Regions from separate parts of the Mus musculus genome. Here region 1 is linked to region 2. Evidence: chromatin loops called from intact Hi-C (ENCODE). Cell type or tissue: heart. All regions are shown on one strand. Links, peaks and the distances in the headings refer to the core of each region. The heading gives the core; the rest is flanking DNA. Region 1 holds the start of Adam9 (a disintegrin and metallopeptidase domain 9 (meltrin gamma)). Region 2 holds the start of Tacc1 (transforming, acidic coiled-coil containing protein 1).

Region 1 (15,522 bases), core at 3,640-11,639, 180 kb after region 2:
TGTATACTGAATTTCCCAGGTTATATCCACTCTGGGCCAGGGTTTGTGGATAGAAAGGTCATCACCTATAAGACATCTTGGAGCTGATGACATCATACTACCACACAGGAGTGTGATCATTTTGGAGGTAGAAACAATTTCGGACCTTTAGAGTTTCTGAGAATGTCTTCTATTTCTATTAAAATAATTTTTCGAACCGTTTACAGACTTTTTACTCAGGTTCTTTCTTTTAATGAAGCTTATAAACACTTGGAGAGTTTACATAGTAAGCAGTGGTAGGGCTTGCTAATGGCGTAAGTAGTTTATTTTGGGTAAGATTTTAATTGTAGTATACTGTCTTCCAGACTTGAGAGGGTGCTGGGGATCAAACTAGGGACCAGTGCACATTAGGCAAGGCTCACCATTGAGTCTTCCAGATTTTCTTTTTTTTTTTAATATGGTGTCACTGGGTCTCCTTAAAGCCTACATGAAGCATAAGGTGTGTATTTTCAAGGAGGTGTAGTTTCTTCACGATTAATCTAAAAAGATTGCCTAAGTGTATAGAAATTATGAATTGAGACTCCCAATTGTTGTTGTAAGCAGAGTTGATGTTATTATGGCTTTTAGAAGTGTTTACAGTTGTCATCTCTAGTAACGTGAGAACAGTGCTAACCTGGGGTGCTGAGGCAGAGACCTTTAAGAAGGGTTCTACAACATGTTGTTTCCAGGTCTTACTGTACCGGATCTGTCGGTCTTTCTGTCAGTTACTTTGGGGATGAACGTGGAGTAGCTCTACCCTGTCTCTAGAACCTGTGGCTAACCGAAGAACAGGCCTCTCGATCTGACCTGCCCTTTATGTTATACTTACTAGTTCTTTTTACTTAGATTTCAAAGCCGCTTGGCTGTCTCCATCACTACAAAACCTTCTCCTGTCAGGCCTGTGTGGAGAGAATGCGTTTTCTCCTCACTCCCCTAAAACATCCCGATCTAACCCTAGTAATATCTTTTAAGTAGGCATACATTTTTCTAAGTTTTCTTTCCGAGGGCATAAGGGTCCTCATTTTAATTGTGCAGGAAGTATTATAGTTACTTGTGTACAACCTCCCCCCCCCCCTTTTTGAAGACATGGTCTAACTATGTAGACCAGGTGGCTTTTAACTCATAAGACATCTACTTGCCTCTGCCTCCTGAGTGCTGGGATTAATGGAGAATATGACATCTTATGAAGTCTTTTTTGAATCAGCCTCTAAAATGTGGGGTCCATAAGTTGGAAAATACTAAGGACTAGGACAAGTCTGTTAACCCATACATATTGACCATTGTTGGCTTTTAAAACATAATTGGAGAGAGGAAATTGCCATCTCTAGAATGACAACAGTCCGGTTGGGCTCAGTAGGATAGCTGTATTAGACTCACACTCTTATGACCAAATACCTCACAGATGGCTTAAGGAGGCAGGCTTTATTTTGGCCACAGGTTTAGAAGGCTAAGTCTGTGGTTGGCCGGCTCCATGGCTTGGGCAGAACACCATGGTATAAGTGTGTGGGGGATCAGACTTTTCATCTCAAAGTGGACAGGAAGAGCCTGGGCAAGTCGTAGCCCCACGGTGACCCCATTCCCCAGTAATCTACTCCTTCCAACTAGGCCTCACTTCCTACTCTTTATCACCTTCCAATAACAGCACCATAATCCACTGATCAGATCAGTCCTCAGGATCCACTCACGTTCTAAAAGCCCGTCAGCTGGCAATCAAGCCCCCAATACCGGAGACTGTGGGGTGGGGGTGGAGCATCTCATATTCACACCATAACTCTTTCATTTCCAGTGCTTACCCTTCAGCAAAACCACTTTTTGAGCCTCATTCTCTACTGAAATACTCACACAGCAGGCTAGGTTTTAAAACTTTATTCTGCAATTTAAATTCTCAGTCAGAATTTCGGTGTGTATTAGAATCCACAGTCATTTCTACATCGCCTGAAGACTTCTCATTGGTGCAGCTTCTGACCTGTGCATGGAAATGTAGGGTCACGAAAGGCTGTGAGTGGATAAACACTCACTTGGTTTATCCTGGTGGGTCCCCCTGCCTCCAACGGCTGAAGAGCCAGCCACACAGAAACGTCACTGACGATGATCTCTGGAGAGAAGTCACCAGCTTTGCTCTTTGAGATTGTGTATGTGAGGAAGGGTACGACGGGACTCCACAATACTGCTTGTCACTCTAGTTTGCAAGCTTAAGATTTGGGGTGAAAAACTTGGTCGGTCCTTCCTCCAAGAGAAGATGGTGATGCTCAGAGGAGAGTTCAGAGCTTGTAGTAATTATCTTGGCAGGCAAGCACTGGCTTTCCTTGCTGGCGCAGGACAGCAGCAGGGCTTAGTAGACAGTGCACCAGTTGCTGCCATCACTAGGCATCAGCCCCCCAGTGATGAGCAGAATAAGATCAACGAACCACCAGATCCCCAGTCCTCCAAGTGTTAGCAGCTTCCCAACTGCTGTTCCAGTGTGGCCCAGGCAGAAGCGGTCGACTCCGAAGCATCCCAGGAAGAAGGAGTAGAGAAGCGTGGTTATGAAGTAGTGTCCAGTGTACCTGGAGAAGGGAGGGAGACAGAAACTCAACGGAACATAATAGAAGTGCAGTGGCTGACTGCAGTGTAAAGGCCTCATGCCAGGGTCAGGCTTGCTCCTGATGCATTCAGTCAGATGTGGCTACTAGGGAGTGTGTATGGGGGTGGGGGTGGGGACACAAAAGAGCCTCAGGTAAAGAGGCCAGACAAATATGGCATTCATGGCTCCTAGAGAGGAGGCATGGCTATTGCCCTGCTGGGAGGCCTGAGAAGAACATGATGGTCAGAAGATAGGAGTACAGGATAGGTCCAAGTCATAACTTTGCTGGGGTTTTTGCAGAAAAGCCAGGCAGGACAGATCAGCAATTTAGGATTGGCTACTGGAATAATTTCAGCAGCTTTAAGTGTGGGCCTCAATGGCTTGACACTTGACCCTGGAATGATTAAGGCAAAGGAGTAGTTTCCTGGGGCTGACTACCACCAGATGGCTCAGGACATTAATTTGCATATTAAGAACATTCTCTTGACTAGGTCCTTTGATCACACTAGAATTTTCTAGTCTTGGGATGTGCAGCTCTCTCCCCAGCCAGAAACATAAAACAATCAGAGTTAACGATGTTATAATAGACTCTTGTAAGCACCTCCCTATCTCTAGTTGGTCTAGACCTTCCTGTTGTAGAAAATATTTAATCTCAGTCAGGGGCTTCTACCCCACCTTTGATCATTCAGTTCCTGGATAAAAGACACACAGCTTTTATTATTTATAATAAGCTTTAAAAAGCATTAGAGCTAGGCAGATATCTACCCTCTATGCTGTTATGCCTAGTTCCCTGACAATAACCTGACAATATGATTTGTCATGTTCTGTCTGGGCTGCTCAGAGCTCCAGCTGGCCAGCCCTCACGGCCAGGGTTTCAAGGTTCTTACCCCATGGTGTCTTCTCCTCTCTCCGTCTTTTCTCTCCTCATGGTTCTCTAACCCCAAGTCTGGGAACCCCAGACCCTGCCTGTGTCTCTCTTGCCCAGCTATTGACTGTTGGCATCTTTATTTAAACAACAATTTAAAATTAAAGAGCAAGGTCACATTGTGGATTCTCTGAGAGCAACCAAGCCTTGGGGGCCAGTATTTAGCATTACAATACATAGCAAAAGACCAAACCTAAACACTTCCTAATTCTTTCACACATTAATACAGTTCCTCATGTTGTGGTGACCCCCCCCCCCCACCATAAAATTACTTTCATTGCTACTTTATATCTGTAATTCTGTTACTGTTATGAATTGTAATGTAAATATCTGATATACAGGATATTTGATATGTGACCGACTCCCCCATCTCCCACAGTGATCATGATCCACAGGCTGAGAACCACTGGCTTCGAGTCTCAAAAACTTGCTAAGATATGAAGGGACTCAAGAATAAAAAGGGGCCTAGAGAGATGGCTCGAAGGTTAAGAGCACTTTTGGTGCTCTCCTACAGAGGTGCTAGGATTGATTACCAGCAATGACACCAGGTGACTCCCAACTACCTGGACAGAGGTTATACAGACCCTAAGAGAACACAAATGCCAGCCCAGGCTACTATACCCAGCTCAATTACCATAGATGGAGAAACCAAAGTATTCCATGACAAAACCAAATTCACACAATATCTTTCCACGAATCCAGCCCTTCAAAGGATAATAAAGGGAAAACTCCAACACAAGGAGGGTTTTGAAGCTACATCATTTGGCCCAGTGCCTGCAAGCTGAGAATGAGGGACAGACCGAAAGACTCTGAACCCACAACTTTTCCTCCTGGTTGTTGCAATCACAGTGCCTCAGTCTGTGGGCTGCACGTAGGAGGAAGCATATGCAGTCTTCAATACGTCAAATAAAAAGTCATACCACCAACTGGTACCTCTAGCCAAGCGCCCCTTTCAAAGTAACCCTTAGTTTGAGTGTAGTTCATTATCAGAACCTTTGCTTACTATGTGGATTGGGTTTAAATCCCAGCATACACCACACACACAGTTCAAGAACAAAGGAACGCTTACTTTATACAAGGCTTATTTTCTCGTAGGAAGGTCCTGGGGCTGGCACACTCAATTCCCTCCAGGGCTCTGCACTGGACTGCAGTGTGTTGCACATCACTGTACGCCTGACCCCCAAACTGTGGAGAAAGTAACAGAAACATACATTCATGTTCACCAATGGAAGCTGCTTCAGTTCTGTATTAATTCTAGCAAGAGTGGGTAAAGTTGTCAAAAGCATGCAATTCAGAGATGCTTCAAGTGACTTAGTAGTCCATCCTAAGTGAATGTTGCTTTAAGTAAACCTTTCTTTTCGACAGGCTTCTTCAGTATATAGTAAAACAGAAACAAGCTGCAGAGACGTATACAATGGCTTGAGTATCCTGGATTAACAGGCATATAATGTAGCAGTTTTGGAATGGAAATTGACATGTCAGCGAGTATTAGAACCTCTGTTGCATATTTACAGTAAAAGAATAAGATCAGAAAATAATTCAGACTATCATCAGGTTGAGGACTTAAGCCACACATGGTGATAGGTTTGCGTAGTCTACCCCAGTATAAGGTTAGCTCCAGTAAAAATGTTTAGAATCAGAGTTCTACCCTTTACTTAATTCATTTCCAACAGAGAAAGCAGAGCCACTCAGTCTCCCTCGTACCTTATCATTGCTTTCCCACTGTTTCCCTTGTCTCAGCAGCGTGAGACTGGAGAACAGGAGTGTTCATTTCTCACAGCCTCTGAGTGTTACCAGTCCTTGAGGACCCTGGCTGAGGCAGAGTTTGAATCTTGTGTCGATACATTCAGCTTTTAATTAAAATAGTCACAACTAAGTTACCGTTATGGAATGCCAGTCAGACTTTTACCAATTACCTAGAGGGCAAAATTTCAGTGTATTTAAAATATCTCTTTACTTTAAGAGCTGTCCTCTTGGTTGTGGTGTTACAAAGCCTATTCGTTTGTGTCTGAGGTGGCAAAAATGTTTTCTCACAACTCAACCCTGCATTATAATATAGTGTCGAGTCTACAGTGCTAAGGTGGTAACATAAATTCCTTAAGTATGAGCTGGGCCCAGTGATGCAGACCTGTATCTTAGTGCTAGGCACAGTGATGCAGACCTGTATCTTAGTGCTAGGCACAGTGATACAGACCTGTATCTTAGTGCTAGGCACAGTGATGCAGACCTGTATCTTAGTGCTAGGCACAGTGATGCAGACCTGTATCTTAGTGCTAGGCACAGTGATGCAGACCTGTATCTTAGTGCTAGGCACAGTGATGCAGACCTGTATCTTAGTGCTAGGCACAGTGATGCAGACCTGTATCTTAGTGCTAGGCACAGTGATGCAGACCTGTATCTTAGCGCTAGGCACAGTGATGCAGACCTGTATCTTAGCGCTAGGCACAGTGATGCAGACCTGTATCTTAGCGCTAGGCACAGTGATGCAGACCTGTATCTTAGTGCTAGGCACAGTGATGCAGACCTGTATCTTAGTGCTAGGCACAGTGATGCAGACCTGTATCTTAGTGCTAGGCACAGTGATGCAGACCTGTATCTTAGTGCTAGGCCCAGTGATGCAGACCTGTATCTTAGTGCTAGGCACAGTGATGCAGACCTGTATCTTAGTGCTAGGCACAGTGATGCAGACCTGTATCTTAGTGCTAGGCACAGTGATGCAGACCTGTATCTTAGTGCTAGGCACAGTGATGCAGACCTGTATCTTAGCGCTAGAAGGCTCAAGCAAGAGGAACCTGGTTTTAAGGCTAGCTTGGGCTGTAGTGAGACCTTTTCACAGACAGACAGACAAACAACCAACCTACCAGCACAACAAAACTCAAACCAAACCAAACCAAACCAAACCAAACCAAACTTCATTGGGTTTTGAGAGACCAAGTTAGATGCACTCACTTTAAGGCTATACTACTGGCTTCTCTGGAATGTTTTATCCTCAAATAAAATCATAACTGACAGACTCTAGCTACTTCCAACGGATATGGTGCAGGCCGGCTGTCACCTGCATGAGGAACTTGCTCCAAGTGCGTGTGTAACCAAGAAAGGCCAGTTCAGCACCAGCTTTACAAAGTGCATGGCTTTGCTGTTGTTGCTGCTGCTCTGTTAAGAAAAGCCTTGCTTTGAAAGTACAGTCGATGTCTTGGCTTTAATTTGTTAGTTTCAACAGTCAAAGGAAGCAATACAGGTTGGTCTTTGCACTTGGGTGGCTTGGGCACAGGCATGGTTGGTTCCTGAGGAAAGCAAATGTGCTCTTCAGCCGTTAAAACCTTTGTCATGTTTCCAGCGACAGTTATACGGATGAAGTTGTAAAAAAAAAAAAAAAAAATCAAGTCTGTCTGTATGCCCTTCTGTAATTCTTTAACAGCACCCGGCCATGCTTCCCACGAAGGTGCCTGTACAAAGAACAAAATCCTCACCTTGAGACAACCATAACCAAGCTCCTGGGAGGCAGTTGCATTTCCAACGTGATCCACTGGGGCATCACAGTCTACGAACTCGTCGGGTCTGCAAATCAGTAAGATTTTTCATCAGTGCCTTTTGCCGATTGCTTCTGTGTCCGCACGCAATGCTATTTTCGTTCCTCTTTTAATATCTGTTCCTCCTTCTGTACTGGGAACTGGATACGCTAGAGGTGCTATCTACCTTTGAGCTACATTTCCAGCCCTTGAATTTTCTTTCTTTCTTTTTTTTTTAAATTTGAGACAAGTTACCCAGGCTGGCTGGTTGGCCTTGAACTCATCCTGTAACCAAGGCAGCAGAAAGGGTGCAGGAAGTGGAAGGGTTCTGTAGCCTACATTACTCCTTCCCAGTATCTACCACTAACACACAGTTTAATTGCTTTCTGTGGCAGGGCAATTGAGAGGCACCAGTCCCGGAATCACCTCCCCGAGGTGGAAGCAGCCTTCCGCTCCCACAACCAACAGCTATCCCTGGCCCGATCCCCCTCTAGGTCCGCCCGCCACGTCCCGGCAGCTTACAGGTAAGAGCAAAGGATGACTGGCGAGTTGGGGTCGCTGTATTCCCAGCTTGAGGCCGCGGGACCCTCGAGGTGAGCGGCGCCCGAGGGTGTGAGATCCAGTTCGGCCGTAGCATTAAACGAGTGGCTCCGAGAAACACAGTGCAGCAGCAGCAGGTTCCCCAATAGCAGGGCCGCCTGGCCGCACAGCAATAGGTAACTCACAGGGCAGCCGCCCAGCACCATCTTCCCGGGGGCCGGTCCTAGAGACCTGGCCTAAAAACAAAGCCAGGCCGCCACGGCCCACCGGAGCCCGGCGCTGTCAGGCCTCTCTCTACGTCGGGTACGCAACCCTCCGTTCCACAGCCAACCCGTGCGCAGCTCGACGCTCCGCCTGCCACTACGGCCAATCAGAAACGGCCAGGGGAAAGGTGTGGCCTGGCTTCGCTCCGCCCTCCAGTAGACCCTTCACTGCTGCACGGAGCGGAGGGAGGGTGGAGCTTCCCTTAGCCCCGCCCTCCAGCCCCTCCTACCTTCTCTAGTCTCCGCTGAGCGGGCGGAGGGGCGGAACAGCCGGGCGCGAACTGGAGCGGCGGCGGCGGCGGCCGCCGGTGGGTTGGCCAGACTGTATTTTCCCTACGTCAGCCTCTGGCCGCGGGATCGGGAAAGGGGCGGGGTTTTTGGGGGGGGGGGGGTTGCTGCGTCAGTGCCGCGCGCGTGCTCGCCGAGGGCGAGCGCCCCGCCAGCCCGGGGGCCCCCGCGGGGTTGCAAGGATGACCGAAGGGGCGGAGGCGGCGGCCGCGCGTTGAGCGGAACCTGCCGAAGCCCTCGCTATGGGGCCGCGCGCGCTCTCGCCCCTTGCCTCTCTGCGACTAAGGTGGCTGCTGGCGTGTGGCTTGCTGGGCCCAGTCCTCGAGGCCGGGCGACCAGGTGGGTGCCGGACGGGAACCGTGCTGTGGGGAGTGAGTGCTGGGTGGTGAGGGCTGCGAGGCGGACCCTGGGCTCCGGCTCCCCTGTCAGCGCTGACCCGGAGCCCGGTGGCCGGCGGCCGGCTGCACTGTGGCGGTGCGCTCGCTACTCCCGGGCTGCAGCGAGTGCTTTGCGGGTGGAGTGGCTGTCACCAGCTCTGGGCTGGGAGATGGAACTTTTGCTTCAGTCTATCAGGATTTGGGGTTTGACGTTCGCCGTCTTGGACGACTCAGCAGTAGGTCCACAGGGATCCCGATGGAGAAGAGGGCGGGTTTTCCTTGGGCCGTTTTTTTTTTTTTTTTTTTTTTTTTTTTTGTTAGTAAGGATACTTAAAATAATAAAATCAACGAAACGCTACGTTTCTAGAGCCTGTAGTTCAATCTATCTAAATCTGGACAAAGAATCTCTGCTCTGTTTAACCCAGGGGATTATCGGAAAGAATTAAATTACTGTTCGCCAGCACATCTGAATTGTGAAACTTCCCGTAAATATGTAAGATATTTATATTGTGGATGATGAAACTGAATGGGAACACACTAGGTTCTTTTTTTCCTGGAAATAAGTTATTTATTTCATCCTTTGTATTAAATTAGTGTTTGCATGGCTTAGTTATCTCTTTGAGCTCCGGGAACACTATGGACAATAGAAGGCTTTACAAAATTGTTGCCTTCAAAGGTGATGAGTGTAGATTTGAGTTCAGGACCGCTGACCTTCACGAAACTAATTACAGCTTCTTGTCTTTGGCTTTCTCCTTTTTAATTAAGTTAGCGTCCTCCTGGAGTTTATAAATACTGACAAATTTTCAATGGGATGCTTCCAGGACGTGTCTGATGAAACGTGCTGTTCTAGTTAACAATATCGCTATGAAAGGAACTGAAATTTTAATAATCTCTAACTTCTTGTGTTTGCCAGCAAAAACCAGATTATATTTTTAGTACATGTATATGTTTGTTGTTACACATGGGCATAAAAATGAATGGAATATCCTTGTGTTCTTCAGTTGCTGCTGCAATGGGCCAGCTGCTCACATAGGCATGAGTATTCGCTTTGGAAATCTATCCAGCCTTCATCAGGAAGGAAACCCATTCCTGATGCTTTTGGAGGATCTAAAGGGTGACCATGTGGACTAAGATATAGGAGAGATGCTGAAGGGTTTTTTTTTTTTTGTTTGTTTGTTTTTGTTTTTTGTTTTTTGGTGTTGTGTGTGTGTGTGTGTGTGTGTGTGGTTTTTTTTTTTCCTTTTTTGAAAGTGTGATTTTTGAACTGAGCTAAAAGGGTGAGAGAATTTCAACTTAAAAAGAGTGGAGGGATCCATTATAAACATAAGGAGCTTTATTTTTACCCCCTCCAAGAGTAAGTGGTTATAAAAGAAAACAACTTGTTGGAAAAGGGTGAGAGTGTTAATGTGTGGTTAGGTAGCTTGTGGAAAGAGATCCTGGGAGGGAAAGCCAGGTGGACTGGCACCACGGATGAGACCTGTGCTAAGCTAGGGAGTCACAGTCACCCTGTAGGTTGGTTTGGGGCATGAAGATTTCTAAGGAGTGTGACCATCAGAGTGTTGGTTAATAGGTTAATACACTATGGGGGTTGGACTCTAGGAGAGTGGAGAGAGCGAGGCGGAGCCAGGTTTTGAGGTGTTGGCGGTGGGGCTGTGAGTCAACTCAAATTTCCTGAAGTGAATGATCTTCCAAAATCAGCTGAGTTTTTGGAATACAGGATGTTTAAAGCATGAACTGGGACATCCTCCCATTAGCCATGTTGGGAGCTAAGCTGGTGTGAGGAGGATTTTAAACTGTTGTTTATAGTATTGTGTCCAGAATAAGTACAGAATAATTTCTGAGTAGTGGATTCAAATGATTAAAAACAGCAACAACAACAACAAACCTCCGGGATCAACAAATATAAGGAAATCAGATATTTGAAACCTCTTGATTTGTTTTTTTCTTGCATAAGATAGCAAATACAATATGTAGACGAAAAATGATTTAGAAACACTGGTGTTCTAAAGAAGATGAATTTGAAAACTCACTCATGGTGAATAATTGGAAAATGAAGTAGATATAATCGTAGGAACTTAGGTCTCATCTTCATATGGCTGCAGATTTTTAAAATTAATTTTAAAATCAGTATATAAGATCATGGGTTTTCTTAGGACAGTGTCATGTGTGTTTATCATGGTACTTTTTCACTTAGCTCATTCTCTTCTCGTGTTCTCTTTCTTTTTTTTTTTTTTTCTTTTGGTTTTTCGAGACAGGGTTTCTCTGTGTAGCCCTGGCTGTCCTGGAACTCACTTTGTAGACCAGGCTGGCCTCGAACTCAGAAATCCACCTGCCTCTGCTTCCCGAGTGCTGGGATTAAAGGCGTGAGCCACCATGCCCAGCTCGTGTTCTCCCTCCCATCATCCTGTCTCTACTCTTATGTCACATATATGTGAGAGAAAATACATTTCAGTTGACATGGTAGCTGCCAGTGCTACTACCGGGTTTCCTGCTGAGGGTACATTTTGTTCTTGGTGACTGAATGGAATTCCCCTGTGCGTATGTACTCCTTTTGCTCTATTCCTTTCTTTGTTGCTGAACATCTAAGCTAATTTTGTATTTTGGAAAGAACAGATTAAAACACATTTATCCATGTTATAAAAGAAAATGTTGTCTTAAAGATATTTTGGTTTCCAAACTTCTAAGTAGTAAGTGAAAACATACCTGGTTGATAGGTACAAAATTTCTGGTCTTTGAAAACTAGTTTTATATTTTGCTTTTCCCAAATTTGGTTTCAAATCTGTTCTTTTGCTTGTTTTGCTTTTTCAAGAGAGCGTCTCACTGTGTAGCTCTAGCTGCCCTGAAACTCACTATGTAGACCAGGCTGGCCTGCCTCTGCCTCGAGAGTGCTGGGATTAAAGGTGTGCCCCACCATGTCTGGCGTATATTTATTTATATGTTATTAAATATTATGGTTTGCTGTAGAAGGTTTCAGATGATTTCCTAAGGGGTAACATGAAGTGAGAGACATAAAGATGGGACGTAGTTAACCTCATGATACCTCCTCTTCCTTGTTAACCTGGCACTGTGTATACCCTAGCGCCTTGGAGTGACTCTAGCCCTTGCTGGCACTGCAACAACTGTCCTTACTGTCATCTTTGAAGGGTCTGAAGTGGACCCAGCTAAGGCTGGATCGCCCTGCCTGGTTTATGTGCTCAGAGATCATTTTCATGTTGTGATGGGAGATGGGATCTGTTTTAGTCGATCAATTTCCTCAAGGTGATTATATATGGGATGCTGTGGCATTTTTAATTTTTGAGAATTTCAGACAGTGTATTTTGACTATCTCCACCCTCATGTGATCCCCAAACTCTGCCCAGATTCACCTGCCTCTCTGCTCTCCCAACTTCCTGTCTCGCCATCCATCTTTTAAGAGTAAGAAAGGAGGACAGGAGTGGATGAGCACAAGCTGTAATGACATTTATGAGGATGCCAAGATGAAACTTGTTACTTTGTATGGCAACCCCCAAGATAGATATTATTAAAAACAGAATAAGTAAGGGAGCTAGCCTGAGGAATTCATGTGACTTGTTCAGTCACCACACTCTTCTCTGCCTCCCCCTCCCTCTCTTCACCCTCCCTCCCCCTTTCCTTCCTTTTCCTTGTAGATACAAGGTTTCTTTTTCTACCCCTGGCTGGCTTCCAACTCACAGGAGCTTTGCCTGCCTCTGCCCTCTGAGAGCTAGTGGTCAGTGCTTAGCTGTGCTGTTACGTTTGGATTTGTTGCTTTTATCGGAACTTACTTAGTAGGAAGTTAAAAAAAAAAAAAAACATAAAAGTTAAAAAAAATCACTACAAAACAAGTTATATTGTAGGACAAACTCGGTTTCTAAATAGGTTTTTCTTTTCCCTTTCATAAATTGTTCCTGTAATGAGATTTTTTTCATAGTGTAACTCACTTAAGCATGACTTTTCCCTTTCCTTTTGGTAGAACCCCAGGCAGGCAGAGCCCACTGCTTATAAACCTGCGTGGCACAGTCAGATGTGTCACAATTACACTTGACCTAAAACCTCCAATCCTACTTTGGAGAGGAGAGCTTGGTGTTACTGATAAAAATGTTTGAGGGGCCTGCAGATTTGTGGGAAAAAAATGTTAATTTGAAAAAGCAGGTTCACTGTAAGTCTCTCTCTTTCTGTGTGGCTATTGACTGAAGTGTGTCTGTCTGTCTGTCTGTCTGTCAGTGGCTATTGGCTGAGGATACATTTTCTCTGTCTCTCCCTGTGTGTCTGTCTGTGGCTATTGGCTGAAGATACATTTTCTCTGTCTCTCCCTGTGTGTCTGTCTGTGGCTATTGGCTGAAGATACATTTTCTCTCTGTCTCTGTCTCTGTCTCTGTCTCTGTCTCTGTCTCTCTCTCTCTCTCTCTCTCTCTCTCTCTGTGTCTGTGGCTATTGACTGAGGATACATTTTGCTCTCTCTGTCTCTCTCTCTCTGTATGTGTGGGGGGCACTGTGGCTATTGACTGAGGATACATTTTATCAAGTGCTTACATATTCATAGGAAGTAGCTCCCTCTTTCTCAGCACTTTAAATTCCTTTCTGGAGGAACTTAAATTCTTAAGGGCATTACATTTTCTAAATGGTTGGAATTTTTCCCAGTGGGGTACTGTGAGACACAAATAGCATTTGTTTTTTTATTTGGAGATAGGATCTCTGCTATATAACTCAGAATGAATGTTCTTTTTTTAAAAGATGGATAAGTAAAGATGCATAAGTCTTAAGACATGTAACAATATACAACACAGTAGCAGAAATTACATCAAACCCTGGGCTTGAAGGAGGTAGTAGCGGAAATACATTTATTTGGGATTGGTCCTGTGACTAGGTGAGGATACATAGTTGGCAATAGCAGTTAGGGTCTAATTACAGTCATTTCCCTTCAGTACTTGAGGCAAAGGATTATCTCACTCAGCCTGAATGTGGAAGGTTTATCTTCTATAGAGAAAGTACATGAAGGTGGCTATTTGTCTAGGTAATAAGCAGGAAGGAAAGAAGAAAGGCTCACCCTGACCTGGCACTCCCGTTTGTTTGTCTTGTAATTAGGCAGAATTCTTTAAAAGATATTTCTCTCTACCACAGTTGCTTAGACTTCCTTGGAAATGCATAAAAGGACCCAGAGAGTCTGGGGAGTGAAGAACTGCTAACACCCTTTCATTTCCTAGGTCTCAGAGTAAGTTTCTGGGTCACCTTTGGTTTTTCTTCAGTTCGTGTCCCCTCCTGTCGCTATATTAACCGTATACGTATTCTCTCAAATTCTAATATCAAAGTTTGTATGCACCACAGTTTATTAAGGTCTTTACTTTTATTGTGAATGTTTATTCCTGGTGTTTTAATTTTAACTAAAAAACCAAAACGTTTGAGACAGTCTTTTGACTTCATGGCCCTGGCTGTTCTGGAACTTGCTATATAGACCAGGCTGGCCTTGAACTTACAGATTTCATCTCCCTCTGCCTCCTGAGTTCTGGGATTAAAAGCTTAAACCACCATGACACCTAGCATTACCAGTAATTTTTTTCCAACATAATATCTTTATTAATTGTTTGGACTTTCACATATGCCCCCATGACACTCACTTCTAGGACCTCCCAGGTCCACCTCCCCACCCTTGTGACCCCCCACCCCCATCCACAAAAAAGCAAAAAAACCCTAAAAAACTCAAGAGGGTTGGTTTTTAATTGGAGGTAGTACTGCATACTACACCGCAGGCATTTGGAACACTCTGGTTGTCAGAGCTAGCTGGGTTTGGGAGGGTAGGAGCCAGGGGTGCTACTGTGCACCCCACAGAATGCACAGGATAACCCACAACCGAGGAGTTTCCAGCCCAGTGTGATGAAGGTTAAAAGCATTTCCTTTACAGTAATATGAGAGAAATGATGTTTTGGCTCCCACAGGAAGCATGAATTAGAGAAAGATCCATGCAGGGTGTGAATAGGAGATAAGAAAGAAACCAGAGATAAGACAGGAGTTCTGAAAAAAAAATAGGAATGAGGATTCCTGTGTAGTTAGTGTGTGTTACTTTTGAATGACTCTCAGTCTTTGTGCGTGGCTTTTGTGCATGGTTTGATGCAGAGGCGGATCCCCTCGGTCTTTGAGAGAAGCTGGTGTCAGAGTAGTGTGTCCTATACTGAGTTTCCCTCAGGGTGCTTTAATTTTGAAACCTTAAAAATACCCAAAACTACAGCTGATTGTGACATTTGTTTTACAAAACTATAAAACAAGAACAACAAAAAAATCTTTTAAAATGGAAACCAGTGAACATCATACCTTAAAAGAAAAACAGGCGAACAAACAAAACAACAACAACAACAACATCAAAAAACCCAAACAAAAACCAAAACCAGGGTCTCACTCTGGAGCCCTGGCTGTCCTAGAACTCTCTGTGTAGACCAGGCTGGCCTTGAACTGACAGAACTCTACCTGCCTCTGCCTCCCAGTTCTGGGACTAGAGGTGTGCACTATGCCGGGCCTACCCTCTGTTCTTGTATCCAGCTTTTATCATCCCTGTAGCCATCCCGGTAAAAGGCTGCCTAGAGTCCCTAGAAGACAGAACACTTGGGAGGCCAGGCTGTATGCAGTCACGTGACCTGCTTTAGCCAGACAGCTCTTGAACTATCTGACTGCCCATTAGAACCTTACATTTTGTCCTTTTGAAGTGTTCCATTTTTTTCCCCCTCTGAGTTCACTAGCAATGAAAATATTTTCATTTTCTTGCCTGTGGCTTAGCCCCTCTCTCCTGTGACAGAGATCCTGTCAGCATATTTGTTCTTGTCTCTGGTGAATTACTTAAACTTCTTTGAAATAATGAGTCACATCAGGAAGTTGGAGAAAAGTGTGCTCCCCTCCCCCTTTAAGCTCGGGCATTAGCTCAGGCAGCCTTCAAACTGCCTTTTGGCTGAGGCTGGTATTGAACTTGTGCTCTTACTGTATATCCCCCCCCCCCCCCCCCCGCTAGGATTACAGGTGTGTCCTACCACACCTGGCTTCATCCTAGTTTGCTTTA
Region 2 (15,522 bases), core at 2,586-10,585:
TTGCAGGGGCATATGGGCTGGGGGCTCAACTCAGAACAGTGTGTACACAGTGATCAATAACATATATGTTGCAGGATATTCAATCACACTGTAAACCCCAAGATTGTGTTATTTACTGAGAAAACCTGTTTCCAGTTGTGGTGTGGCTCAGCCTTGGCACACACTTCCGGCTGGAATACAGACACACACTTAGTTCATATCTTTAATCCCAAGCAATGAAGGTAAAGTTAGTTTGTTGAAGGAAGCAGCCATGTTTGAAAGTGATTGAGCGACAGACAAAGTGATGAATCAGAGAAAGATTTGAATAGTATATGCCCCACTCTCAGGAGAAGAGAAAGGAAAGGAACGAGAGAGAGAACATTTTACTGGGAGAGTTTTACATAGACATGTTGTGGAGAGAGAACAGCTAAACACAGGTGAAGAAGACAGAGGACAGGAGGGAGCCAGGTAATTAGAACAGATTGCCAGAGTTAGAGGCCAAGCAGAACAAATAACCAGAGGCCGAGTGAGAAGCCAGACTGAATCAGTCAGCATGGAGAGGAGTTTTGAGCCAGAACAGTTGAGTTGACCAGCCATCAAGAATTCAGAAAGAGGGGGCTGGCGAGATGGCTCAGGAGGTAATACTGCTGTTTTGAAGGTCCTGAGTTCAATTCCCAGCAACCACATGGTGGCTCACAACCACCCGTAATGAGATCTGACGCCCTCTTCTAGTGTGTCTGGAGTCAGCTACAGTGTACTTAATTATAATAATAAATAAATCTTTGGGCCTAAGCAAGTGGAGTTGACCGGAGCAAGCAGGGCCAAGTGGGCTGACTGGAGTGAGCAGGGTTGACCCGAGGGAGCAGAGGTCCTAAAAAATTCAGTTCCCAACAACTACATGAAGGCTCACAACCATCTCTACAGCTACAGTGTACTCACATACATATAATAAACACATAAATCTTAAAAAAAATCAGAAGGAGCTAAAAAGGGTGAGCTTATGCAGCAGCAAGTCTCAGAAGCTGAAAACATTCTAGGCCTAGATAAGATTGTACGGAGGCTAGAAGCTTTCAGGACTTGGTTTAGGTTAGCTGACTGAGGCAATAAGCCTCAGAGATAACAAATAAAACGGGAGAACAAAAGATACTTTTACACATATACATTCTTATTCCTTTTGCCAACATGGAGTACCAGTGTGTCTTCAATACAGAATATGAAAGTTCCCCAATCATAAAGTCCTGCGGCAGATTCACTCTCTAGCACTACACAACCAGCCAACCCCCATGATCTGTGATAAGGCTTGCCCCCTCAGACTGTGGGTTGATAGGGTAGGATCCAATCTGATAGTCCACGCTCAAGTGCTTGGCAGTTGTGTGACCCTCAGGTGTTCTGTTTGTTGGAACCGTTAGGGTCCCTGTTGAGATTTTCATGAACTTGAAGATTTTCACAAGTAGCCTTGGTGTTGCCCAGTCTGTTGTTTGCCTTTTGAGTTGAAGACACACATTTACAAGCCACACTTTGCATATGTAGCCCAATCAATCTGGGCTCTGATTTTTGTCTGTGGTTTCATTAATTACTTCCAACTTGGGCTGGCATCCTTCCTACGGAGTGCTGACAGATTCTGTTGCTTCTAGACTGCTCTCTCTCCATGGCTTGGTTTTTTATTATTTAGCCATCGAATCCATCTGGAATTTCTTTCGATACATACTCCGAGGTAAGAGTTTAAGCTGATCTTTTCCATTGCTGATCTGCATTCTCCGTGCTTCTGCTAAGCAACCATCCTTTTCTACGTTGTAATGTCTTAGTTTATAATAATGCTTTCATCTTGTAGGCTCCTTTCCAGAGCTTTCTACTGATGCAAGGAATAAAGATCTGCCTATTTTGGCATAAATCTCTTGTACTGGCTAGTTTTCTGTCCACTTGACACAAGCTAGAGTCATCAGAGAAGAGGGCACCTCAATTTAGAACAAGCTTCCAGAAGATCTGACTGCAGACCAGCCTGTAGGGCATTTTCTTCATTAGTAATTGATGGGGGAGGGCCTGATGTATTGTGGATAGAGCCATCCCTGGGCCGGTGGTGCTGGGTTCTATAAGAAAGGGGGCTGAGCAAACCCTCAGGGACAAGCCAGTAAACAGCATCCCTCCAGCCTCCAGGCTCCTGCCCTGCTTGGGTTCCTGTCCTGGATTCTTTTGATGATGAACAGTGATGTGGAAGTGTAAGGCGAATAAACCCCTTCCTCCCCAGGTTGTTTTGGTCATGGTGTTTCGTCACAGCAATAGTGACCCTAACTGATACATGTTTCATAATCCTTTCTCCTCTCCAGTATATGTTCATGTGGGTGTGTGCAGATGTGTATAGATACACCTGCACACACTTGCACATCTGTGTGATGGCCAGAGGCCCAGATCAAATCTCTCTCTCCATCATGCTTTCCTTGGTGAGGCAGGGTCTCTAACTGCATCTGCATCTCATTGACTTAGCTAAGCTGGGCTGGCTGCTCAAGGAGCTCAGGGATCCACCTGTGCCGCCCTCCTTCCTTGCCTCTTGCCCATTCAAATCATCTCAAGCAAATGCCTTCTTGTGACCAGGGGTGGGCAAAACGTGTTTTTGCTTTCTGCTGTTGTTTTAAAACCAGCCTGGACTTTCTGTTCCTTCCTCTGCAATCGTGTTCACAGAGGGAGTGCTGGGGTGATTTATACTCTGATAACTTCCCGAACAACAAGTCGGGTGAAAGAACAAAGTGACCACTGATTTGAATCTTGCTTCTGTGAGAGAAGCTATTATCTTCCCTAGGCAGCTTTGGGGAGAGAATGTACAATTTCTTGGGTCTCCCGGTCTTGACTCTCTTTAATCCAAGCCTCCAAGTTGATGCCAGAATGATCTATGGTCTTTCTAAATGGAGTCACGACTTCCTTGCTTCAAAGTGTGAGTACTCCTCTTTGCCTATTCAGGATGATTGGTCCTTCAGTTGCAGCGGATTTCATCTGTTTACACGAGGAAGAACAGTCACTGATATTGAAAGATTTCTTATAAGATTCAAGATTTGGGTGTTGCACAGAAGATGGGCAACAGGGCCTTCTAGAGCTCCCAGCTTTGCCCTTTGGTAAAGGGTAGACACTTAATGTTTGCTCCCCTTGGTCCAGGAGCAAGTTCTATGCAGGTCTATGTATGTAGAAAAATTGACCACAGAGAGGCCCCACCTTATCTGCCTCTCTTCTCTGACCTTGTCCTCATAGACAGTCTCACAGCCGCTATGCTACTAAATAATAGTTTGCTTGTTAAAAGAAGATCTGCCAGTACTCTTATTAAACAAGGAAGACTTTATTTAAGAAGGGCTGCTCCGAGCCAGGGATGGTACTTCATGCCAACAGAGGCAGGAGGATCTCTTTGGGTTCAAGGTCAGCCTGGTCTACAAAGTGGGTTCCAGGATAGCCAGGGGTATTATTATACAAAGAAACCCTTTCTGGGGGGACAAGCAGGGGAGGGGCACAACTCTGTTAGGATTTTGTAAAAGTGGAGAGATATGGTTTAACTCCAAATACAAAGACAAGTTAAGTATTTATAGGCAGGGATCTGTGTGTGTGTGTGTGTGTGTGTGTGTGTGTGTGTGAGAGAGAGAGAGAGAGAGAGAGAGAGAGAGAGAGAGAGAGAGAGAGATTGTGCTTGTGGACGAATGAAAAATTGCTAAAAGGAAGTTCTGGGGGCACAGGACAATTCCGGCTAAACCTACTGGACAAGATTCTTGCTGAAGGCAGGCCAGTGCGAGAGAATGAGGGTGGAGATTCTATCTAAACTGAACCTGCAGGATTCCCCCTAAGTCTAGATTGCAGAACAAAGATTCAAGCTCCAGGTTGAGGCATGCTGAGGCTTAGTGGAGCCTAAAAGCATTAGGACCAGCAGAGTCTCAGGCAGTCAGCATTTATTTGCTCAGTTTATTCTTATTTATTTATTTCAGTGTATGTCTGCTTTGCCTGCCCATATGTATGTATGTATACCCGAGAGCAGATGCTTGGTGCCCTTGTAGGCCAGTAGAAGCTCAAAGCTAGAGTTGAGAAGGGTTGTAAGTCGCCTTATAGGTGGCCGGAACTCAAACTGGGTCCCATGCAACATCAGTTAGTGCTTTCAACTGCTGAGCCATCTCTCTCCAACCCTTACTCGATTTTATTTAACCTTTATCAAAGAGACCCATTTTACAGACACTTCTGTAGCTTTGATTCACTGCAAAATACACATCTGACCTGGCCACCATTTGTGGAAATGCTTCAGTAAGAGATTTTTAGTTATGTTAGTGGGAATTGAACGAAGAGCCCCACTCATGTTTGAGTACCTGTTATACACACAGGGCTACATCTACAGGGAGTTATATTTTAGATTTTCATGTTATATTAATCTGTAACCTCTGGGAAGGGCAACAAGCAGTGGAAAAGAAAAAAAGGCTGGTTTCTCAGCTTAAGATCATTTCCAAAACAACTAGGATTCGGTTGACTACTTAGCTAGGTATATGCATTCTGTTCAGGGAAGCCAAGGATAGCAGCAATGTCATGGTCTGCCGTCTCTAGAATCAAAGGGAAATGGACTCATGAGACTTACTGGACTCCTGTAACACACACAGAAGGCCTTGGAATGAGATACTTTGTTGCTGTTTACTCTAAGCCCAGACTTGTACAAGATAGGTGGTTTAGACACTTGGGCATCTGTTTCTCTTGTCTCAAGCTGTTGCTGCCGGGAGTCAGGCTTTATCACTCAGGCCATCCCTGGAGCTGGTTCTGCCTTTTGCTCCTTCAAGACAGGGCTGCCTCAGAAGCTTAGCCAAACTTGGAAAGACAAATGGAGACTGGTATGTTCATTTTTATAATTTACTGAATGTCTATTGAGTGTGTTCTCTTGTCCCAGGTCTCTGCAGAAGCAAATATATATATATATATATAAACGTGACATGGTCTCTGGCCTTTGGAATTTTATGGTCCAAAAGTAGACATGTTGCCCATGTTCTGCTAAGTGTAGGGTGACCTTGTATCAGGAGACAGTCTTGGCTTATGTCTGTTGTTCTGGTGTCATTACTAACAATGCACCTTTTCACTTAGTTTTAGAACTAAGTGAGACAGAATGGTCTGTATGAATATTCATGTATAAAGGGGGTAGAAAGTGTAGATAGACCAGTTGGTTTCCCCGCAGTAGTCACTGAGTTGAGTGACGAGAGAAGTTTGACCAGCCAAGGCCAGAGGTCTTTCGGGGAAACTTGGAGTTCAGATGGGAGAAGAGGTGTATTTCAGGAACGCAGAAAACCCTGCAGGCAAAGAGAGAGTGAGTTCTGGAATTAAGAGCCATGGTCGACTTACGTTAAGTATTGTTTGCCAAGTCTGCCCTTTGACAATGCCCCGAGGCTGTCATTAGACTGTCTAGACACCCCTGTCCCTTTTCTCCTCTTCCTCTTGCTTCGGGGCTAGGAATGGAGTTCAGGGCCGGGAGCCCTGCTGGAGATGCTGCCCCTTCTGGGGTACATCCCCAGTGTGGACTTGTGTTTGTACCATCTCTTAGGTGTTCTTGGGCATATCAAGGTTATATCTGGGTCTCTGCTGCTGATGGTTTGGGAAGCAGGATTAACCAGGCAGAGAAAGCCCTGAGGGACAAACTGTAATTCCGAGAAGTTCTGGAGTGCAGGAGCTATGCAAGGCACACGAGGATCGGGAGGAGGGAAAAAGAGGGTAGCAGTCTCGAGGAGGAGGAATGATCAAGCCCAGGTAAGGACTTACATGGGTACTATTTTCAAGCTACAGGGGTTTCTAATCTGAAGATTTGCTTGATCATAAACCCAAGACAACGACAGTTGGATAGTCTTGGCATAGTTCTTGTAGACCTAAAACAAAATGACTTCCGCTCACATTTTTAAAAAAAAAGTCTTTCAACACTTTTGACAGTCGTGTTTATCTCAGGCAAGAAGCAGTAATGGGCTCTAAAGTATACTCCTGCCTTTTTTTTTTTTTTATTATGGTAGGATACCTGCCAAGCCTTATCTTACATGTTTGCTTGTCTTTGTTATGAAGTGTATAAGACATTTGTGATTCATCTGCAGTACACGACGTGGTGCCAGCTTCTTTCAGGGTAAGCTCATGAGCATCCTGAAAATCTTCGCCTGACTTTGTTCTGAATTTTGGAGGCACACTCTCTGTGGGAATTGTAGCCACCTCACAGATTCTCTGAGACTGAGAAATGTCAGTATTATGGAAAACACACTGATGAGCTAATGGTCTCAAACTTGGCTTTGGAGGAAATGAATTCACTGGGAGAGAGGACCTGGGGCAGTCTCTTAGTGGAATCCTTCAAAGATAAAGGGGGGAAAATTCTTCTCTTCACCTTCAGAGGTAAAAGCCTTATTCTGAAGACTGTCACCAGATCTTGATGGCTCTGTACTGAAGAAGCAAAGGACATCAGAAACCAAGGACCCAGGAATTATCTGAAAAAAGCCTAAAGTTATGAAAAGAAAGAACAACAGGAAACGGCTCAGGCCGTCTTATCAGGGGGCAATTTTGCATCTATCCCAGGTCAGGGCACTCCGGAGCCCTCATGAGTGTGGCTTGGTGAGGGCAAGACAACTTCAATTCTTCTGTAACCTGGGAGCCTTCCAAATCCTGGGCGTAACAAGGATGGCGCTGACCAGTGTCAAGGATCGGGTACAACACTCTACAGAGGTTCTGAGTTGTTTTGTTTTTAAATAAGGGGCTTAACTTCTGTACAGCGCAGCTTCAGCCACGCCATTAAGTCCTAGCGGCAGGAAACACAGATAAAAGGGGAAGAGGAACAGCGCCGCGGCGCGCACACGCTCGGAAATGGACGGCGGCGGCGCGCGGCGCGCGGCAGGCGCGGATCCCGCGGGGAGGGCGAGCGCGGTCGAGCAGCCCCTGCCCAAGGCCGGGCGCGACCAGCGCGGCGGGGGGAGCGCGCTTCCAAGCGGCCGCCCCCGCGCGCCGCGCCAGTAGTTCGGTCCGAGGGGGCGGCTCCAGGGGCGCGGCTCCGCGGCGGCCGAGGCTGCTCCAGGCGGGAGCGGACCCCAGAGCCCAGCGACGCGGAGCAGGGCTGGCGGGGGAAGAAGCGGGCGGGCGAGCGGGCACGCGCGGGGGCGAGCTTCGGCGCGGCGGCCCGGAGGAGCGGGGGCGAGCGGCGCTGCGGGGCCGTGGGAGGAAGCGCTGCGCCCGGCCCGACGGCGCTCGTTGAGCCACATCCGCGGGTCGCCGGCGACGTTGCCGGCGCCTGTCAAGGCCCCTCCATTTTGAAGGAAGAGGCCGCCGTTCCCCCACCGCAGGGGCGGCAGCCGCGCTCATGGCGTTCAGTCCCTGGCAGATCCTGTCGCCCGTGCAGTGGGCCAAGTGGACGTGGTCCGCGGTGCGCGGTTCGGGCGCCGGAGAGGACGAAGCCGGAGGTCCCGAGGGCGACCCCGAGGAGGAAGAGGACTCGCAAGCCGAGACCAAATCCCTGAGTTTCAGGCAAGTACACCGCATCCCAGCCGAGATGCAGGCGGGCGCCATCCTCCCACCGCGGTCAATGCTGTGTGCGCGCAACCGTGTTCCCGGCTCTGCTGCCCGCAGCCGGGTCCCCGCTGTGTACCCGAAAGTTCGGGATGTTCTGTCTGCCCGTGTGCTTTTCGTCCTCTGTCTTCGCTGTAAGCTTTCTGAACCCAGCCCCGAATCCGCAGTCTGCGCATCCCGGTTTGCCTGGGTCGCTTTCTCGAAGCGTCGACACCCCGGCTCCGACGCAGCGGCACCGGGTAGTGGCAGTTGATAAGGCCAGGTGCGATTTGTAGCGTTTTCCCCTTGTGGGCAAGAAGTCGCTCCACCGCCCTTCTTGGCCCCGCAGTGTCCTAAAATGCAGCCTTGGTAAAAGAGGATCGCGTGATGACAGGTCCCTGGCAGCTGGTGAGAAATGGTGGTCTCTGCTGAGCTGTCACACGTGTGATTGTGGAAGGCAGGTGACGGCATTTTCAGCTTCCAGTGACTTCCAGACAGGTAGAGGCCTACGGAGAAGAACAGTATAGCTAGAATTGGCTTAGTTTGGGGGGTGGGGCGATATTAATTTTTACGCCCCTGGAAAGGGTTGATTGGGAAGTCTTTTTGTGTGTGTGTCTGTGCGTGTGAAAGGCAGCGATGACAAAAAAAAAAAAAAAAAAAAAAAAAAAAAAAAAAAAAAGGTCCTGGTGAGAAGCTTCAGAGGACGAAAGAGATTTCGGGGAGCTAGGATGCTGGGCATCGCTGAAAATGCTGCAGCCGTTCTCAGGCTGGGTTGAGGATTGGTTGGTTGTAAAGTTAGAGGCGCTGTACTTGCACTTTGGTGGCTGAGTACGTTTTAAAGGCAGTTGGAAATACCGTTGACTGTGGTAATGCCTCGTTTTTCCCCCTCGGCAGCTCGGATTCTGAAGGTAATTTTGAGACTCCTGAAGCTGAAACTCCAATCAGATCGCCTCTCAAGGAGTCTTGTGATTCATCACCGGGATTGGCAGAACCCGAGGCCAAACCCCAAGGTAACAAAACTTGAGTTTTCTACCTTTTTGGTTTTAACTTAAAAAAGAAAAAGAAAAAGAAAAATTTAAAAAGGATGTGTGCGTGCCCTGAGGACCACTTCAGACAGGATGAACTGGCTCCTTGCTGATTTGGATTTGTTTTTGTAACATAAACGTTTTGATCATCTGATGATCCAAAGCTTGCTTTATTCTCTGACTAGAGACTGTATGAGGTCATTTTTTTTCCCCCAGCCACTCCTGTTAGACTTCCTTCTAAACCCCGAATAAGTAAAAAAACGTAGCAATGGCTGGTCTGGTTATGTTTTAGATTTGGCCTCAAAGATTTCAGAGACTAGTTGTTTTCTACAAGGGTGTGGCTAGACACCAAATTATAGGTAAGAGTTGATTTTTGAGTTAGCAGTGTTAGGCAGTTTCAAAATTGCTTGCTTTTCTCTCCCACAATGGACCAGCGGGGAACCCTTCAGTCTAACCAAGAAAATCCGGTTCACATACTGTCCTTTCTACCCCCACCCCACCCCCATCCGAACCTAGTACCCGCCCTTTAATTCTCAATGCCTCTGGCCCACTAAATTAATGGAAATCTTTTTTTGTCACACTTAAAAAAAAAAAAAAAAAAAAAAAAAAAAAGACAGGCTCTCAGATAGCCCAGGCTGGCCTTGAACTGATCCTGCCTCCTCAAAGAATAACAGGCCTGAACCACCATGCTCAGTTTATTGTCACCTAGCTTTGAATAACATTTCACTTGTCCTGGTAGGAAGGAATTTGTTCCTTTGGTAAATGAATAGAGGCAGTGAAGCTCCTTTCTCACCGGGAACATTTTGGAGGGAAGTTGTCTTAGTCAGGGTTTCCCCTTGCTGGGAAGAGACACCATGACCAAGGCAACTCTTATTTCTTTTTTTTCTTTAAAGATTTATTTATTATAATATCTAAGTACACTGTAACTGTCTTCAGATGCACCAGAAGAGATCTCATTACGGATGGTTGTGAGCTACCATGTGGTTGCTGGGATTTGAACTCGGGACCTTCGGAAGAGCAGTCAGTGCTCTTAACCACTGAGCCATCTCTCCAGCCCCAAGGCAACTCTTATAAAGGACAACATTTAACCCGGGCTGGCTTACTGGTTCAGAAGTTCAGTCCATTATTGTCAAGGTGGGAACATGGCAGCATCTAGGCAGGCATGGTGCAGGAGGAGCTGAGAGTTCTGCATCTTCATCTGAAGGCTGCTAGAATAAAACTGGCTCCCACATAGCTAGTAGGAGGGTCTCAAAGTCCTCCCCCACAGTGACACACTTCCTCCAACAAGGCCACACCTCCTCCAACAAGGCCACACCCACTCCAACAAGGCCACACCTCCTAATCGTGCCATTTCCTGGGCCAGACACATACAAACTACCACAGGAGTGAACCTTTTAAGGGTTAAAAGGAAAATGTCTGTTGGGTTCTGTTAAGTACTGTGGTGAACCATGGGGTGGGGGTGGGGCAGTGGCCTGTGGGCCTGGCTAGTAAATGCTGGAAGTTAGTTAAGGGGGGCGGAGCTTACTTGAAGAGATTCCTAAAAGGGTTGAGAAGTGAGGGAAACAAACCTTGTGTGTATTAATGGGAAGAGAATTCCTTTCAGCAAAGGGAACAGTGTTTGCAAAGAAGCATCCTATGTGTGGTGAGGCCCTGGGCTGTGGAGTCTCACCTGTTCTGGAGGGGCAGGGGTTGGGAGGTGGGAGTGTGAGGGGAGGGGGGGGGGGTCGGCGGCAGAGGCCAGTGTGCCCAAATGGAATGACCAGGCTGCTGCTGGAGGTAATAGGAGCCGAAGTCAGCAAGGGGAGAGGAAGGGCCACATGCTACCCAATGATGATCTGATTTTCCGAGAGAGCGAGAGAGCAGCTGTAGGATGTCTGAACACAACACCATAACCGAGGGGCTCAGAACAGGGAGTCCATTCTCACTCCTAGTTCTGGGGAAGTCTGAAGTGTGGGCAAAGACGCGTCCCTTCTGGCGACTCAGGAAAGACGCACTTCTTGTCTATTCTAACTTGAGCTGGTCATTGTCCTTGGTGTTTGGCTTGCAGCAGCCTAACGTCCCCCTTCCCTCCCCCCCCGGGGGGGGGGCCTTAGTACAAGGTTGGTTTTCCCTGAAGGTCCGTCTTCATACGGCCGTGCTATGAGGATACCGGTCATTCAGGTTAATGCTCACAATCTAGTATGACCTCATTTTAACTGCATTACAACCTCCAAAGACACTGTTCCGAGTTAGTGCCCCATTTCTGGTAAACTATGATTTTTGACATAGCTTCTTGGGGGAGGACACAATTCAACTCATTCTGACAAGGATTTGACTTACTTTATTATTATCATTATAATTATTATTATTAAAGACAGGGCTTTTACTCTCTAGCCATGGCTATCCTGGAACTTGCAATGTAGACCAAGCTTTGAACTTATATGATCCATTTGCCCCTCTAGCTTAGTTCTTTGCAGGTTGCCTGGGTAAGTTGAGTCACAGAGGGGCTAGATTTACTGGGAATTCATCAGTTTGTTTTTTGTTTTTGCACTTTGTTTTTTACTAGAAATTGAGATCTCCGTGCCATGTGTATGGAGAATGGAGCAATACCTTCCCTGCGCTGGGCTGCCTCTGCTACTTTGTTAAGGGCCAGCAGAGGGATGTGTGGCAAAGCTGTGCAGTAGTTCTTCCTTTAGTGAAGATGCTGCTGGGCCCCATAGCTTGCCTTTCTTCTCTCCAGATTGGCAGATTGGGAGGGAGGTCTGGAATCCTGAAAGAACTATTCTGTGGGCCTTCTCACCAAATTCCAATACAGCCCATAAGACGTATGTTAAGTAGCTGTTTGAAAGCCCCTTTGAATCGCCCTCAGCTTTCTTTCCTCAATGTCTGTCAGATGGCTAGGCTAATTCATCTGCCAGATTCCTCAATAAATGAACAGAGGCCCAGATTAGCCTAGGCCTCCCCCCGCACCCCTCCCCCCAGCCCCAACCCCAGACACAGCCACAGACACCCAATTGTTTGGTCCTTCTTGTTTCTGTGGCTCTTTCTCACAGTCTCTCATTCAGTGTAAATGTTTTCCTTTTAGAGAGTCTTGGATCAGGAAAGTTCTCCAGGGTGGGTCATGCTGTAGAGTGTAACCGTGGGGAGGAGACTGGTGGTGTATAGTCTGGGGAACAGGCCTGCATATTATAAAATCTCACAGTGCAAGGTCTTTAGACAGGGGGATAACTCCTAAGTCTGGTTAGTGTCTGGTCTTTTAAGGACCTTGTGGAGTTAGTCCAAGGTGTGGATTGCCTTGTCAACAGACACAAAGTAGTCTCGAGACTACAACTAAAGTTCAGGTCTAGCTGAAGGTGGCTCCACTGAGCAAAAATTCCGAAGTCAGTTCCTGGTGAGGTTTTAATTTCTCAAAATGGATGTTTCACGTTTCCCTGAAATAGTTCATTTTGTTTTTGACTTTCTGTGATTCCATGGCATGGTTAGGCAGCACATACAAATGGGGCAGGGCCGTCTTCATGGGACTTGTAACGGTCTTGGCTTCCTCATGCCTGGCCACCCTCACCCGCACGCATGGGCTAGTGCCACACTCCTGTTCTGTCCCCTGCTTCCTGATTGTTTAAACTTAGAGGAAACTACTTAAGCAAAACTAGCCTAGTTTTGCTTTTTATCGGAACTGTTTTAAGAACTCAGAAATTTTGTAATAGGTCCCTTTAAGATAGTTAGTTATACACCAGGAATTAAATAGAAGGTTGTGATTTTTTTTTTAGAAGCCACAGAAAGAAGTTGGCTTCTGAATATATAATAAATTCAAACTAAGCTGGAGATATTTCTGGAGAATACCAAGCCAGTGGCTGTAGAGTTTGAGTCAGTGTCTCTGTGAATGCGGTCTGTTCTTCCCAACAAAGGGTGCTTAAGCTGGCTTCACCTAGTTTTGAGACAGGGTCTCACTGTGTTAGTCTGAACTAGATATGTAGCCATGCTTGGCCTCAAACTCACAGAGATCCTTCTGCCTCTGCCTGGGTGTGCCACCACACCCAGCCATTTAAAGTGCTTTTTAAAAAAAAATCACTATTGGCCAGCCTGGTCTACAGAGTGAGTTCCAGGACAGCCAAGGCTACAGGGAAAAACCCTGTCTCAACCCCCCCCCCCAAAAGTCACTGTTATCATTACTGTGGGGAAGAGGGACACATGCCATTGTGTGTATGTGTCTGTGTGTGTGTCTATGTGCATAGCAAACTTCCATGGAGTTAGCTTCCATCCAATGTATTGTGGCCTCTAGGGATGAAACTTTGGGTCCCTGACTTGTGGCAAGTACCTTTGCATGGTGAGCCATCTCACTGCTGCTTGGTTTTGGTTGGTCTTTGCTGGGATGTGTGTTGGGGAAGGAACTCCCTCGGGAAAGAGCTTAGAAGAGGCCTCCTTATCTCTATCCCCCTTTACCCCTGTGTTCACGGGGTTAGTGGTGGCAGGTTTGTTAAGCTGTTTCAGCCTATAAAGACTTCAGAGATGGCCTAGCGTGGTGGCACACCCCTGTGCACCAGGACTGGGGAGGCAGAGGCAGGCGGACCTTTGTGAGTTCTAGGCCAGCCTGGTCTATAAAGAGTTTCAGGCCAGCCCAAACTATATAGTGAGGCCCTGTCAAAACAACAGCAACAACAACAACAAGAGAAACAAATAGAAAACCCACAGAGGCTTACTGTGTGGGCCCTGTCCCTTTGTGGTCCTACCCATATTTACAGTTAGTTACCTTTCTTTGAAAAGGAGAATGTTGATAAATGTAGAAGTCTCCACATGATCCGTGAATAACTAGTTAAAGCTGCTATTCATCTTCTATGTTACAATACCTAGGTATTTCAGAGACTTAACCATTGCAGTCTGGAATAGCAATGGAGTTTACCTACTAATACTTATTGCTGGTGTTCTTGTGAGAAATGCAGAATTACTCATTGACATGACTTTGGTATTTAGATTCAGAAATACCAAACCAGAGTGATGGATGGCTCAGGCCTTTAATCCTGGCACTTGGAAGACAGAGGCAGGCAGATCTCCGAGTTCCAAGGCCAGCTGGTCTACAAATCCAGGTCCAGGCAGTGAAAAACAGAAGGAAATTTCACCCCAAAGTGTAGTGATCGAAAAAAATTGTAGTCTTAAAAAAAATGATGTGAAATTCACACCTTAGGGCCCATAAATAATGGTGTTGGGGAATATAGCCATGCTAGCGTGTTGAGGTCTCCCATGTGGCTGCTTTTGTATCTTGGCAGCAGGTTAAGTACTTGGGACTGGAGAGGCTTGTTAACTCTCTGTGCACTTACACCACTTTCAGAGAGTAACTAGGGACTTCCAGCTAACAAAGGAGCGCTGTATACCAGGCTCCTCCCGTACGGGGCCCTTGTGGTCAGGAAAGGCTTCCTTAAGGGAGAAAGGTTGGCTCTGACTGCTTGTCTCCTTTGCAGACAGTGCACTTGAATTTTAAATGACTTCCACTAAAAGATTCAGAGAGTTACGAGAGAGAGAGAGAGAGAGAGAGAGAGAGAGAGAGAGAGAGAGAGAGAGAGAGAGAGAGAAATAAGAAAGTACCAAGAAATGGACCCATCTAATCAAGGACAAACACAGCCATTTAAAAACAGATCTTAGTTTAGTTTTTGAGCCTACGTGGGTTTGAGCATGAACGGGGTGCCAGAGCCTGGGGCTGCCGTTATCTGTGGTTGTGAGCCAAACAAGGGCTCTCTGCACGAACTGTCCAATTCTTAACTACCGAGCCATTTCTGCCATCACCAACATAGACTTCTAACTCGTCGTTATTCAATATTTGTGCTGGGATGTTGGAACTGAGCCTGAGCATATCAACAGGTGTGTTTATTGGAAATATATATATATTATAGTATGTTTATATGTCTAAGACTTAGAACGCGGATCTTGCTGAAATCTTGAGCCCCAGACTTTATCTAAAGTGTTGATCTGGTTGATAAGCAAATACACAAATATTTTTCATTCACCCATACTGAAGTGGTCCATTCAAATCTACAGATATATTTTCCTCAGGATTTGCTACAATGTTTCTTTGCTCACAACAGGGGATTGCTTTATTTGAATTTCCTAGAAACAACGAGACTAATAAGGATACTAAATGTTACCTAGTTTAGCAGTTTAACATGGGTGGCCCCTTGTACTGCGCCCCAGGTTAATGCTTTTATTTTTTTGGTATGATTGGCTCTTTTACAGCTTAATTTAGTTTTTAGTTTTTTTTTTTTTTTATGTGATTTCAGCTTGAGAGGTTTAAAGCTGAAAACCAGGCAGTGTTGCCACATTTCCTCCCCCCCCCCTGAAACCCCCCTCAATGGAGTCAGTATGGTTGTCTCAGTGTAATGAGCTATGGGAGGAAATACTTCCGCTCTTTGATAAAGAACAACAGGAATGAGCTGGAGAGATGGCTCAGCAGGTAAGAGCACTGACTGCTCTACCAAAGGTCCTGAGTGCCTCACAACCATCTGTAAATGAGATCTGATGCCCTCTTCTGGGGCTGTCTGAAGACAGCTACAGTGTACTTGCATATAATAAATAAATCTTTAAAAAACAAACCAAAAAAAAAAAAAAAAAAAAAAAAAAACCAAACACCAGGACTGAGGAACTATCTATGCCAATGCAAAGTGAAGATTTTAGTAACTTTCAAGTCACTTTTTAGATGACGCAAAGGCAAGGCCTTCTTAAGAAGTATCGTAAGGGTTAAACTCACTCCTGAGTTGCTCATCTCCTCTACCTGGGCATCTTACTAAAACTACTAATTTGCTCTGTTAATTTCTGGTGGCAGAGGCATGGTGCTTGGGGGGGGGGGGTGCGGGGCTAGTCCTGAATGCCCCACTGGAACAATGGGTATGGTCTAAAGCCACTTTCAGTGAGAGAGAGTGGGTCTGGGGATGCCAAAAGACTGGGAGTGACGGGCAGAGTTTAAATCAGGCACAGTGATAAACCAACAATTCTAGTGCTGTCCAGGTAGAGGCAGGAGGGTCAGGAGTTCAAGGTCAACCTTGGCTATACC

Evidence for each region. Peaks named below come from ENCODE experiments on the same cell type or tissue, not always from the same donor. Only the 100,000 strongest peaks of a DNase experiment are listed, where the experiment ranks them.
Region 1: it touches region 2 in a loop (2.4-fold over the local background); 5 of 42 quality-filtered maps call a loop at or near these places.

The regions. Positions count from the first base shown.
Region 1 is chr8:25,009,608-25,025,129 of GRCm38, reverse strand. Adam9 (a disintegrin and metallopeptidase domain 9 (meltrin gamma)) reads left to right here and starts at 8,208. Exons shown (of 22, transcript NM_001270996.1): 1 at 8,208-8,445. The coding sequence starts at 8,349. Tm2d2 (TM2 domain containing 2) reads right to left here and starts at 7,919. Exons shown (of 4, transcript NM_027194.3): 1 at 7,538-7,919; 2 at 6,977-7,064; 3 at 4,576-4,691; 4 at 1,870-2,564. The coding sequence starts at 7,761. The coding sequence ends at 2,351. Htra4 (HtrA serine peptidase 4) reads left to right here. Exons shown (of 9, transcript NM_001081187.3): 9 at 1-202. In heart, for the core only: a CTCF peak has its summit at 7,028; DNase peaks (open chromatin) are centred at 7,039, 7,989 and 10,009; H3K4me3 peaks cover 3,438 bases; H3K27ac peaks cover 2,007 bases.
Region 2 is chr8:25,193,061-25,208,582 of GRCm38, reverse strand. It overlaps Tacc1 (transforming, acidic coiled-coil containing protein 1), which reads left to right and starts at 7,041. Exons shown (of 13, transcript NM_177089.5): 1 at 7,041-7,461; 2 at 8,377-8,492. The coding sequence starts at 7,298. In heart, for the core only: a CTCF peak has its summit at 6,755; DNase peaks (open chromatin) are centred at 6,902, 7,722 and 9,802; H3K4me3 peaks cover 2,841 bases; H3K27ac peaks cover 1,960 bases.